Regions from separate parts of the Homo sapiens genome. Here all the other regions are linked to region 3. A link is a contact called in ENCODE Hi-C or POLR2A ChIA-PET data. All regions are on one chromosome and are shown on one strand. The core of a region is the stretch at or near the end of the contact, and the rest is flanking DNA. Distances in the headings are between cores, read along the strand shown.

Region 1 (4,350 bases), core at 1,790-4,289, 2.6 Mb before region 3:
AGTATTTCCTCTCCAGTCGGCGTACGTAGGCTGCAAGCTCCAGGGCCTCTTCATAATAACTGTTCCGGACACAGGTGTCCATGAGCTGAGGAATCTCCAGTATTTCCAAAATTTCTGTGTGCCGGTTTAGGGTCAGGCTATTCATCCGGCGGTTGGAGCTGATCTCCTCGGCTTCCTTCACAAAGTTCCTAGTAATAATCAGAAGAATGTTGATCCTTCACTGCTCTGTACCCAAACCTTAGCTACAGTTACCAAGTACCTGCTATGAACATTGGGCTGGATGATCTATCTGATTTATTCCTCACACCCCACCTATAAGGTAAGTATTATTACAATTGAGGAAATTTTTAATCCCAGAGAGGTTAAGCAACTTGTCCAAAAACATACAATTAATAAATCTAACAGATGGAGATCCAGATATGCCACTTGCTGGCTGTGGCAAGGTACTTGGCCTCTCTGAACCTATTTCCTCATTAGTAAAACGGTATATAGGGCCAGGCGCAGTGGCTCACGCCTGTAATCCCAGCACTTTGGGAGGCTGAGGTGGGCGGATCACTTGAGGCCAGGAGTTCAAGTGAAACCCCATCTCTACTAAAAATACAAAAAATTAGCCAGGCATGGTGGTGCGCGCCTGTAGTCCCAGCTACTCAGGAGGCTGAGGCAGGAGAATCACTTGAACCCAGGAGGTGGAGGTTGCGGTGAGCAGAGATGGCGCCACTGCACTGCAGCCTGGCCAACAAAGCAAGACTCCGTCTCAAAAAAAAAAAAAAAAAAAGTATATAGGACCCTCCTCATAAGGGTGTAAGAACTAAATGAGATGATGTGTGTGAAGCATTTAACATAGAACTTGAAACAGAGCGAATGCGTCAAAGTAAAAATAGTAAAAGAGACACAGTTAAATATTTAACAGTAGCTATCATTATTTTCAAAATGAAGCACTAACTGCCTAGAATCCACAATCTTTCCCCTCAGGTCTTCATCTTCTCCTATGCTAATGTTCAACCATAGTTCCTGCCACAGTCTACTTTCAACACTTCTCCATATTTGCAGAGACCTGCTTTATCAAGTCCCCTATCTATTCTGGAGCATGGAAGGGTACAAAAGCTGCTGTCAAATATCCAAAGGCTCAAAAGAAAAATTAAACTTTAATCATGAAAGGCTGGAAGGCAGAACTAGGGATAATGGAGACAGAATATGACTCACAAAGGACTTTTTTTTTTTTTTTTGAGACGGAGTCTTGCTCTGTCACCAGGCTGGAGTGCAGTGGCACGCATCATCTTGGCTCACTGCAACCTCCGCTTCTCAGGTTCAAGTAATTCTCCTGCCTCAGCCTCCCGAGTAGCTGGGACTACAAGCGCGTGCCACCACGCCCAGCTAATTGTATTTTTAGTAGACATGGGGGTTTCAGCATGTTAGCCAGGATGGCCTCGATCTCTTGACCTCGTGATCCGCCTGCCTTGGCCTCTCAAAGTGCTGGGATTACAGGTGTGAGCCACCGCACCCAGCCTTTTTTTCTTTTTTTAAGAGAGTTTCACTTTGTCACCCAGTCTGGAATGCAGTGGCACAATCACAGCCCACCGCAGCCTCGACCTCCCAAACTGGAGTGCGGTGGCACAATCATGGCTCACTGCAGCCTCAATCTCCCGGGCCCAACTGACCCCCCCACCTCAACCTCCTGTGTACCTGGGACTACAGGCGCACGCCACCACGACCAGCTAATTTTTTATTTTATAGAGACAGGGTTTTGCCATGTTGGCCAGGCTGCTCTCGAACTCCTGGGTTCAAGCCTCAGGCTCCCAAAGTGCTGGGATTACAGGCTGAGCCACCACATCCAGCCATCCAAATGGAGAGACTTTTTGATATCTGATGCCCTCAAATGCGAGGATTTCCTTGTCACCTTCCCGTCAATGGAAGTTTTGAAGCAGATGACCTCCGGTCCACGCTTTCGTATAAAATAAGTATATAAATGTGCACATATATTCAGCTCACACCTATAATGTTAACTGTGTCAGACCCGATAATAAGAGCTTTGCATGAATCCTTTTTCTTTGTGCCCACAACTGCCCTTCGAGGGAGGGACGTGCTTCTGGGTAACCAGTTCTGAATTCGAAACCTCCTAGCTGTGTCCTTGGACGTCACTAATCTCTGTCTTGACTTGCTCATATGTAAAATGGAAATAACAGGGCTGGGCGCAGTGGATTATGCCTGTAATCCCAGCGCTTTGGGAGGCCGAGGCGGACAGATCACGACATCAAAAGATCGAGACCATCCCAGCCAACATGCTGAAACCCCGTCTCTACTAAAAATCCAAAAAAATTAGCTGGGCGTGGTGGCGCGCGCCTATGGTCCCTGCTACTCAGGAGGCTGAGGCAGGAGAATCGCTTGAACCCAGGAGGCAGAGGTAGGTTGCAGCGAGCCGAGATCTCGCCACTGCACTCCAGCCTGGCGACAGGGCGAGACTCCGTCTCAAAAAAGATAAAAAAGGAATAACAGTACCTATCTCGAAGGCTGTTGTGAGGTTTAAATGGATTAATAAAGCGCTCAGCAGAGAACCTGGAACGTGGTAAACGCTTTATGTGTTAGTTATTTCTACCATCGTAAATGTCAGCTTTTACAGTTATAAAACCCCTTTAGCGCCAGGCGCGTCGCACCTGCAGCTCTGCTGGAAGCTGGGCAAACGGTCGAGCAGGCGGCCGAGCGACGCCTCCACGTCGCCAAACAGGCGGTGGATGCGCTCGGTGCACTCGGCGCCGCGGATGAAGGTCTTGTAGTTAGCGAAGGCCAAGTCGCGCGTCTGCTGCAGCAGCTGCGCCCGCTCCTCCGCCAGGCGCTCGGGCTCGCGCCGCAGCCGCTCCAGCCCCGAGCCGCTCAACTCCCGGAGGTAGCGGCCCACATCGGGCCGCTCGCGCCACTGGGCCTCGGGGAAGCGGTCCCGGAACAGCGACGCCAGGAGCCCTTCATCCTCCACCTCGCCGAGAGCCGCTGCTGTGGCCGTGGCTACCGATGGGATAGTCGCCGCGGTCGCCATCTTCCCAGCAACAACGTCACTTCCCTTCCGGACCACAAGGGGCGCTGACTCCGAACTTAGGACAGGAAGAAACAGGCACATTTCCGGTCTCTATGCTTTCTCATCCGGCCGGCTTGCTTTCCCCTGCGGTCGTCCAGACTATTGGGCGCTAGCGAGACGAACTATTGGTACGGGGCTAGAGAGGAAGGCTTTGGGATTGCCGGGGAGCAGCGAGCGACCGACTTCCGTTTCCAGTTACCAAGGCACGAGGATCCGGTGTTCCAACCCAGGGGGAAAAATGCGGCCTTTGACTGAAGAGGAGACCCGTGTCATGTTTGAGAAGATAGCGAAATAGTAGGAGCGCGCGGGGCGGACGCGGGAGTGTGTGGGTGTGGTGGCCAAGGGTGGAGTGGGGGCGCGGTGCCGGAGACCGGTTCGTTCGGGCGCGGTCTCCAGTCCTCTTTTTGCCCTCAGCATTGGGGAGAATCTTCAACTGCTGGTGGACCGGCCCGATGGCACCTACTGTTTCCGTCTGCACAACGACCGGGTGTACTATGTGAGGTGAGGCGGGGCCGGGCAGGCAGCATGGACCCAGGGGAGAGGGGTCCTGGGTCCCACGAGCCTCCTTCATCCGCAACCTTGCTCCCCCTTTACCCTTTTAGTGAGAAGATTATGAAGCTGGCCGCCAATATTTCCGGGGACAAGCTGGTGTCGCTGGGGACCTGCTTTGGAAAATTCACTAAAACCCACAAGTTTCGGTTGCACGTCACAGCTCTGGATTACCTTGCACCTTATGCCAAGGTTTGTGGGGCGGTTTCCAATTCTGCCACGGGCGATGAAGTCAAGGATTAGGCAGATTGTCCGGCAGCTTCTCTCCCACAGAGTCCCTGACAGTGTGCTTGGAGGAGTTTCAGCACATGGAGATGTGTAGAGGTCTTGCAGCTTGAGCATGGTCAGGGCTATGGGATAGGAATGCTATGTGGCTGCGTAGGGTTAGTTTTCTCCAGCGAAGTAGAAGAGCCTAGGGAGACCCAGCTAGAGATCAGAAAGCAAATAAGTGGCAGCAATGAAGACACCGGGGTCCAGAAAAAGAGCTGTTAACCTGGCCATGGAGGATGATCCTTGTAGAGTTGAGAAAATAACTTTTTCTATTTTTTTCTTTTTCTTTCTTGCTCTGTTTTTTCTTTTCATTTCTCTTTCTCTTTCTTCCTGACACAGTTTCACTCTGTCGCCCAGGCTAGAGTGCAGTGGTGCGATCTCACTGCAGCCTCCACTTTCCAGTTTCCAGTGATTCTTGTGCCTCAGTAGCTGGGATTACAGGCATGTGCCACCACACCTGGCTG
Region 2 (4,294 bases), core at 225-2,724, 2.7 Mb after region 3:
CTACATAAGATTAGAGCCCAGGAGAGAAAGAGGGACAAAAAAACTGTCTGAAGAAATAGTGGGCAAATAGTATGTGATCAAATATTTGTTGATGGATTTAAATAAAAATGGTAGGGGCATAAAAATATAAAAAAAATAGCATGAAAATATGTTATCTATGTAAATGTGAAAAATAACAGAGAAGCAATGTGGTAACATGGAAAGACAGAGGCTTTGAATTTTAAAAGATTTGAATTTAAGCTTTTTGGATTTGAATTTAAGCTCTGTTTCTTTCTTTCTTTTTTTTTGAGACAGGGTCTCACTCTGATGTCCAGGTTACCCATTCTGTTGCCACTGCAGCCTCGACTTCCCAGGCTCAGGTGATGCTCCCACCTCAGCCTCACAAGTAGCCAGGACTACAGGCTCTCACCACCACACTGACTAATTTTTGTATGTTTTGTAGAGATGAGGTTTCGCCATGTTGCCCAGGCTGATCTCAAACTCCTAGGCTCAGGAAATCCACCCGCCTTAGCCTCCCAAAGTGCTCGGATTACAGACATGAGCCACCACACTTGGCCTGTTCTTAACATTATGTGACTTGGGCAAATAAAAATCTATCTGATTCGTGGTTTTTCACCTGTAAAATAAGTCTCATATCTGTCATATCTACCACACATGGTTATCAAGAGCTACAAATAAGATTAAAAGGGTTCCATAAACTGAAAGCTAAATAGCAACTTGACTAAGAATAATCAAATAGGGAAAAGGTTGTTAGACCAATATCCTTTTTTTTTTTTAAATCAAATGTATTTGGTGAGTGGCCGGGCATGGTGGCTCATGCTTGTAATGCCAGCACTTTGGGAGGCTGAGGGGGGTGGATAACTTCAAGTCAGGAGTTCGAGACCAGCCTGGCCAACATGGTGAAACCCCGTCTCTACAAAAAGAACAACAACAACAACAAAAAATTAGACGGGCGTGGTGGCGTGCACCTGTAATCCCAGCTACTCGAGAGGCTGAGGCAGGAGAATCACTTGAACCCAGGAGGCAGAGGTTGCAGTGAGCCAAGATTGCGCCACTGCACTCCAGCCTGGGTGAAAGAGTGAAACTCTCTGTCTCAAAAAAAAAAAAAGAACAATTATGTTAAACCATATGAAAATGTTTTTATAAGTCAAATATGATGAAATATTGGTAATTTCTTATAGTTCATTCAATCTAACAAAAATGAAGGAAGAAAACAATGCCTAAAGCAGACCTAGCTGGCAGGGGAAGAGAAGCAGCGGGCTGTGCTGAGGGAAGGGCACTGGGAAATATTTTGGTGCAGCAAATTCCCAAACCACTGATATAAAATATTTTCCCAAAAATAACACTTACATATAAGCCCTGTAAACTCTGAAGCTGTAACTCTGTACTCTCCAAAAGCCCACACCACTACACTATTTATTTGCGGGTGTGGGGCAGCAAGATGTGTATGGAGCCAGTGCGAAGCAGAGGCAAGCAGGCTGAGAATCTGGGCTAAAGAATGGGAATTTCCACAAGAGGAAGGGAAACACAACAATGTCTTCTGACTTCTGCTTTCAGTGCTCTAATTTCTCCTATTTCACATATACTCTCAAGTTGAAAAGGAAAGTATACCAATAGTAAAAATTCTTGGCCGAGCACGGTGGTACACGCCTGTGGTCCCAGCTGCTCAGGAGGCTGAGGCAGGAGAATTGCTTGAACACGGGAAGCAGAGGTTGCAGTGAGCTGAAATCCAGCCAATGCACTCCAGCCTAGGTGACAGAGTGAGATTCTGTTTCATAAATAAATAAATAAATAATAAAAATATACCGATAGTACAAATTCTTGAAACTTCACTTTTGTTGTTGTTGTTGTTTTTTTGAGATGGAGTCTAGCTCTGTAGCCCAGGCTGGATGGAGTGCAGTGACACGATCTCTGCAAGCTCCGCCTCCAGGGTTCATGCCATTCTCCTGCCTCAGCCTTCCAAGTAGTAGGGACTACAGGCGCACGCCACCACACCCACCTAAGTTTTTTGTATTTTTTAGTAGAGACAGGATTTCACCATGTTAGCCAGGATGGTCTTGATCTCCTGATCTCGTGATCCGCCCACCTCGGCCTCCCAAAATACTGGGATTACAAGCGTGAGCCACCGTGCCTAGCCGATAATTTTTCTTTTTTTACCATTATAAGAAGTTTCAGGCCAGGTGCCATGGCTCACGCCTGTAATCCCAGCACTCTGGGAGGCCGAAGCAGGCGGATCACCTGAAGTCAGGAGTTCGAGACCAGCCTGACCAACATGGAGAAACCCCGTCTCTACTAAAAATACAAAAAAAAATAGCCAGGCGTAGTGGCGGGCGCCTGTAGTCCCAGCTACTCAGAAGGCTGAGGCAGGAGAATGGCGTGAATCCAGGAGGCGGAGCTTCCAGTGAGCCGAGATTACACCACTGCACTCCAGCCTGGGCAACTGAGTGAGACTCCGTCTCCAAAAAAAAAAAAAAAAAAAGAAATTAGCCGGGCGTGGTGACACCACATGCTTGTAATCCCAGCTACTCAGGAGGCTGAGGCAGGAGAATCACTTGAACCTGGGAGGCAGAGGCTGCAGTGAGCCGTGATCACACCACTGTACTCCAGCCTGGGCAACAAGAGTGAAACTGTCTCAAAAAAAAAAAAAAAAGAAAAAAAAAAAGGAAAGCATCACCACCACCAGACACACTAAAAGCTGCTATCAATACACATAAGTCAGGTTCTAACAAACCTACCAAACTCAGAGTTTTAAAATGAAATTGTGTCAAAGGAGGGCCTTTCTTGTTAAAAAAAAAAAAAATTAAAATATAAAAATATGAAAATGAAGTTGTGGATTTTCAACTATTTCAAAACTCTGCTGCCTAGTTACTTCTGAAAGAAGACTTACAGGGCCGGATGCCGTGGCTCACACCTGTAATCCCAGCACTTTGGGAGGCCAAGGTGGGCGGATCACGAGGTCAGGAGTTTGAGACCAGCCTAGCCAACACGGTGAAACCCCGTCTCTACTAAAAATACAAAAATTAGCTGGGTGTCTTGGCATGCACCTGTAGTCCCAGCTACTCAGGAGGCTGACGCAGAAGAATCACTTGAACCCGGGAGGCGGAGGCTGCCGTGAGCCAACATCGTGCCACTGCACTCCAGCCTGGGTGACAAAGCAAGACTCCATCTCAAAAAAAAAAAATAAAGGCCTGGCACGGTGGCTCACGCCTGTAATCCCAGCACTTTGGGAGGCTGAGGCAGGTGGATCACAAGGTCAGGAGATCGAAACCATCCTGGCTAACACGGTGAAATCCCATCTCTACTAAAAATACAAAAAAATAGCTCTGCGTGGTGGCGGGTGCCCGTAGTCCCAGCTACGTGGGAGGCTGAGGCAGGAGAATGGCCTGAACCCGGGAGGCGGAGCTTGCAGTGAGCCGAAATCGCACCACTGCACTCCAGCCTGGGAGACAGAGCAAGACTCTGTCTCGAAAAAAAAAGAAGACTTACAAACCAAAAATTTTTTGCGCTGTCCTTAACGTATGGCTAAGTTTAGTATTTATATCTTAGTATCACAGACTGTTTCACAGGCCAGAGAAATGTTCCAACCTGGGAAATATGAGAGCAAAAGGCCTTACATATTATTTTCCCTCTGAAAAGTCACCATCTTTCAGAAAAATTTCAGTAATTTTTGAATTTATCTGGTTTTATACAGGGAAAAAAAGCAGTCTTCTGAACTATTCTTTTTCCCCTTATACGTGGGAGCAGAGTTTTCCTTTGATAGGCAGTATTCCAAATTTGGCAGAACATAATTCCTTTACCCAGAGGATTTACCCCTTCATAGTGTACACATTTAAATACCATGCATATATGTATGTATGTAGAGTTGGGCTCTCACCGTATTGCCAAACTGGTCTCAAACCTCTGGCTTATGCAATCTGCCACCTTGGCCGCCTAAAGTGCTGGGCTGTGGGCCACTGTGCCTGGCCTTCTGTAATTTATTCACTGATTGATTGATTGATTGAGATGGAGTCTTGCTCTGTCATCCAGGTTGGAGTGCAATAGAGCGATCTTGGCTCACTGCAAACTCCACCTCCTGGGTTCAAGCGATTCTCCTGCCTCAGCCTCCTGAGTAGCTGGGATTATAGGCACATGCCACCACACCTTGCTGATTTTTGTATTTTTAGTAGAGACAGGGTTTCCCCCATGTTGCCCAGGCTGTTCTTGAATTCCTGACATCAGGTGATCCACCCGCCTTGGCCTCCCCAAGTGCTGAGAGCCACTGCACCCGGACTGTTTATATAAATGTTCTTGACCT
Region 3 (4,187 bases), core at 1,313-3,812:
GATCCACCCACCTCGGCCTCTCAAAGTGCTGGGATTACAGGCATGAGCCACCCTGCCTGGCTTTTTTTTTTTTTTTTTTGAGATATAGTCTGGCTCTGTCACCCAGGCTGGAGTGCAGCGGCGCCATCTCGGCTCACTGCAATCTCTATCTCCTGGCGCCATTCTCCTGCCTCAGCCTCCCGAGTAGCTGGGACTACAGGCGCCCGCCACAACCCCCAGCTAATTTTTTTTTGTATTGTTGGTAGAGACGGGGTTTCACCGTGTTAGCCAGGGTGGTCTTCATCTCCTGACCTCGTGATCCTCCCGCCTCGGCCTCCCAAAGTGCTGGGATTACAGGCGTGAGCCACCGCGCCCGGCCAATTTTTTGTATTTTTAGTAGAGATGGGGTTTCACCATGTGGCCAGGCTGCTCTCCAACTCCTGACCTCAGGTGATCCACTCGCCTCAGCCTCCCAAAGTGCTAGGATTACAGGCGTGAGCCACCACGCCTGGCCCACTTTTTTTTTTTTTGGGACAGGGTCTCACTCTGCTGCCCAGGCTGGAGTGCAGTGGCACAATCTCACATCACTGCAACCTCCGCCTCCCAGGTTCAAGCGATTCTCCTGCCTCAGCCTCCCAAGTAGCTGGGATTACAGGTGTGTTGCCACCACATCCGGCTAATTTTTGTATTTTTAGTAGAGACGGTTTCACCATGTTGGCCAGGCTGGTCTTGAACTTCTTACCTCAGGTGATCCACCCGCCTCGGCCACCCAAAGTGCTGAGATTACAGGCATAAGCCACCATGCCCAGCCAAAAAAATCTGCACTTTTTTTTTTTTTGGTTGGAGTCTTGCTCTATTGCCTAGGCTAGATTGCAATGGGGAGATCTCGGCTCACTGCAACCTCCGCCTTCTGGGTTCAAGCGATTCTCCTGCCTCAGCCTCCGGAGTAGCTGGGATTACAGGTATGTGCCTACACGCCTGGCTAATTTTTTCTTTTTTTTGTATTTTTTTTAGTAGAGACGAGATTTCACAATGTTGGTCAGGCTGGTCTTGAACTCCTGACCTCAGGTGATCCACCTGCCTCAGTCTCCCCAAGTGCTGGGATTACAGGCATGTGCCACCGCGCCTGGCATGGAACCTGGTTTTATCTTGAAATGTTGCAAACGTTTATAAAGATACAGTATTTCTAAATTCACATCAACATCTTATGATAAGGGCTAGCTCCTACTTGTCATATGACTGCCCCGGTACAAGCATTAGATGCAGCCTCCACAGCAGGGAGCAGATGACTTCCTTCTGGAGGCCCCTTTTTCTTTTTTCCCTTTTTTTTTTTGAGACGTTTCGCTCTTGTTGCCCAGGCTGGAGGGCAATCGCCGGATCTCGGCTCACTGTAACTCGAGAATCAAGCGATTCTCCTGCCTCAGCCTCCGGAGTAGCTGGGATTACAGGCTTGCGCCACCATGCGTAATTTCCTCTTTAGTAGAGACGGGGTTCCTCTGTGTTGGCCAGGCTGGTCTCGAATTACCGACTTCAGGTGATACACCTGCCTCGGCCTCCCAAAATGTTGAGATTACAGGCGTGAGCCACCGCACCCGGCCCTTTTTCTTTTTTTCTGTAGCCTAGGCTGGAGTGCTGTGACGTGATCACGGTTTACTGCAGCAGCGACCTTCTGGGCTCAAGCGATCTTCCTGCCTCAGCCTCCCGAGTAGCTGAGACCACAAGTGCTCACTGCTGCTCCCCTAATTTTTAACTTTTTTTTTTTTTTTTTTGTAGCGATGCGGTTTCACTATGGTGTCCAGGCTGGTCTGCAACTCCCGGGCTCAAGCGATCCTCCCGCCCCGCCTCTCAAAGTGCTGGGAAGGTCCCTTCCAGGCTTAAGCAGCGATAATGGTTTTCAAGTTAAAAACAAAGGTAACCAAGGAAAAAGTTTTCTCTGAATACCGAGATAAATTAGGGAAATCGCCAGAGACTGTGGTGCTGAGGAAACACTACTGAATTATACCACACAGACCGGAGCGATGCTGGTCCAAAGGGCAACCGGACGGCTTAAAAGCGGGGCGGGGGAACGCTTAGAGCCCGTAGAGGGACACGGAGGCGCTGGGTGAAGAGTCAGGGATACGCAGGCTTCGAAACCCCCTCGGCCGCTCCACCCAGGGGGAAAGTCCAGCGAAAGGCGGCAGCAGATCTTAGGGAGCAACTCCCGGCGTCAGAGAGGCGGTACTGGCAGCCGGTTATGGAAGAATCCGGAACCAAGGCACTGGGCGCGGTGAGGCCGTGGGCGCAGAGTCCGAGAATCAACAGCTGTGGCTGGCCTCCCCGCGCCCAGAGCGAAATTAAGGGCATGCCCCCAGCAGCTGACTCAGTCGGCGTGGCGCTTCCCCCAACGTCTGCCGTGCCCCCGCCGCGGGAAGTAGTCCCCGGCCGCGCCGACTCCAAAGGAAACCGAGGGAGGGTGCCCCGAGTCAGCGCGTGGGTCCCGGCAGCGGCGATCGCGCAGCCAATCCCTGGAAAGGAGGGCGTGGCTATATCGGCCCCGTGGATCCCTCCGCCCGCGCTTGTTGTGCTGAGGCCGAGGGAGTCGCCATTTTGGATGGTGAACCCTGAAGTCGGTGTCTGCTGCGTTCACGGCAGGATTCGGTTAGGTGAGTGTGGCATCCTCGGCGTCAGAGGTCTCTGTCTTCCTCTTCTCTCTGCGCTCCTGATTTAGCGGTCTCTAGTTAGCGCTAGGGCCCGGGATTCAAACGACTTCGGAGGGGGCAGCTGAGGAGAAAGGGAAGGATAGTGGAAGTGGGGGTCAGACCGGAGGTCAGGCCCTCGAGGGCCCGCGGCGCAGGAGGCTGCCCAGGCCTGGGTGGGGGGCGTGGCAGGGCCGCGAGCGGGTCGGAGGCCTCTGGTCCTGGATCCTCGAAGCCCCTTAACTTTCCCCTAGTCTTCCTGCCCCGAGGTGTGTCTTCCTTGGGGCGGAAACGCCGCGGCCTCGGCGAGGGCTCCTCGGCGACACCCCTACCCCGTCTTTTCTGGCCCGGAGAGACTTCGGGAAGGTCAGAGCTTCCAGTGCCGCGAGAGGCGGATGCCCTCCAGTCCGGGCCGCTTCCACCGGGCGGGGTGGCCTCCTGGGCTTGTTCCTGGGTTGGGGGAACGGACTTGGGTCCACTTTGGCCTGAGAAAATTACAATTTCTTTCGCTGAAGTAAGGAGCGGCCTCTGCCCGCTTTCTCGGATCCCTGCGTGTGTAGTGAGAGGTCTTGGAAGGATCCTTGCGCCTCTCCTCTTTGTTTTTCTCGGTGCTCTTCTTCCGGGGTGCTGGAGGTGACCTCTTGGAACTCAACAGCATAAACTTTGAGGAGGGTCGGGACCCAGGAGCTGTAGGTTAATTACAAAAGACACTGTCTGTCGTAGTAAACTTAAAGTCTGGTCTTAGATCTTTAGGGGAAACTTGAATTTTAAAATTATGTGTAATATTTTAACTTTTTATTATGGAAAATTTCAAGCAGACAGGAGTATAATGAATTCTCTCATCCAGCTTCAAACACGATCAACTCATGCCTAATCTTGTTTTATCTATACCCTTCCTATGTCTGTATTTTTCTAATTTAATAATAGTTGAAATATATATGTATATATTTCCCTCTCCTTTCCCAGTAGAAGCCTTTTGGCTTTTGTACCTACAAGCCAATAGTTTGTGGGAAATTTGCTTCCTCAGAACTTCTGGGATAGGGGGACTTGGTAATAGTCATTAGAAGATAAAACTGGCCAGATGTGGTGGCTCACCCCTGTAATCCCAGTACTTGGGGAGGGCTAGGTGGGATGATCACTTGAGCTTGGGAGTTGGAGAACAGCGTGGGCAACATAGCAAAATCCCGTTCTCTACAAAAATAAAAACAGCCAGGCGTGGAGGCCCGCATCTATAGTCCAGGAGGCTGAGGTAGGAGGATTGCTTGAGCCTGGGAGGTGGAGATTATAGTGAGTCGGTAATCGTGCCACTGCATTTCAGTCTGGAGGACAGAGTGAGACCCTGTGTAAAAAAAGAAAAAAAAAAAGAAATTAAAACACTTCCTCTTTTTTTGTATTTATTTTTGTTTTTGTTCTGCAGACGGGGGTCTCACTCTGTTTCCCAGGCTGGAGTGCTGTAGTGCACTCCCTGCAGCTTCGACCTTTCAGGACTCAAGTGATCCTCCCGCCCCAGCCTTGGGAGTAGTAGCTGACACT

The links. A loop is a pair of places that touch in the nucleus more often than their neighbours do. ChIA-PET counts read pairs that join two places held with the same protein, here RNA polymerase II (POLR2A). Pooled maps may share reads with other maps.
Region 1: a map of naive thymus-derived CD4-positive, alpha-beta T cell shows a loop between it and region 3 (10-fold over the local background). The contact joins the promoter of COG8 here to the promoter of IST1 in region 3. A Hi-C loop is called at or near these places in 1 of 168 maps with a recorded cell type or tissue (naive thymus-derived CD4-positive, alpha-beta T cell) and 4 of 50 pooled maps. POLR2A ChIA-PET finds 5 or more read pairs at or near these places in 1 of 52 experiments (HEK293T).
Region 2: a map of PC-3 shows a loop between it and region 3 (18-fold over the local background). The contact joins the enhancer-like site here to the promoter of IST1 in region 3. A Hi-C loop is called at or near these places in 1 of 168 maps with a recorded cell type or tissue (PC-3) and 1 of 50 pooled maps. POLR2A ChIA-PET finds 5 or more read pairs at or near these places in 2 of 52 experiments (activated B cell and activated CD4-positive, alpha-beta T cell).

Annotation. Positions count from the first base shown.
Region 1 is chr16:69,336,525-69,340,874 of GRCh38, forward strand. It overlaps COG8 (component of oligomeric golgi complex 8), which reads right to left and starts at 3,040. Exons shown (of 6, transcript NM_032382.5): 1 at 2,652-3,040; 2 at 1-188. The coding sequence starts at 3,028. It overlaps NIP7 (nucleolar pre-rRNA processing protein NIP7), which reads left to right and starts at 3,248. Exons shown (of 5, transcript NM_016101.5): 1 at 3,248-3,361; 2 at 3,482-3,568; 3 at 3,670-3,808. The coding sequence starts at 3,306. RefSeq lists silencers at 2,717-2,766, 2,777-2,826 and enhancers at 3,247-3,366, 3,547-3,626.
Region 2 is chr16:74,588,162-74,592,455 of GRCh38, forward strand. All of the region lies in intron 1 of GLG1 (golgi glycoprotein 1), which reads right to left. Among named protein-coding and RNA genes, the nearest start is that of GLG1, 17 kb to the right of the region's middle. Within about 2 kb of position 1,475, at least 3 of the 41 ENCODE cell types and tissues checked have a DNase peak (open chromatin) inside an H3K27ac peak, as active enhancers do.
Region 3 is chr16:71,892,969-71,897,155 of GRCh38, forward strand. IST1 (IST1 factor associated with ESCRT-III) reads left to right here and starts at 2,563. Exons shown (of 10, transcript NM_001270975.2): 1 at 2,563-2,621. It also overlaps a transcript of ZNF821 not described here. RefSeq lists enhancers at 1,951-2,460, 2,338-2,903, 2,631-2,820.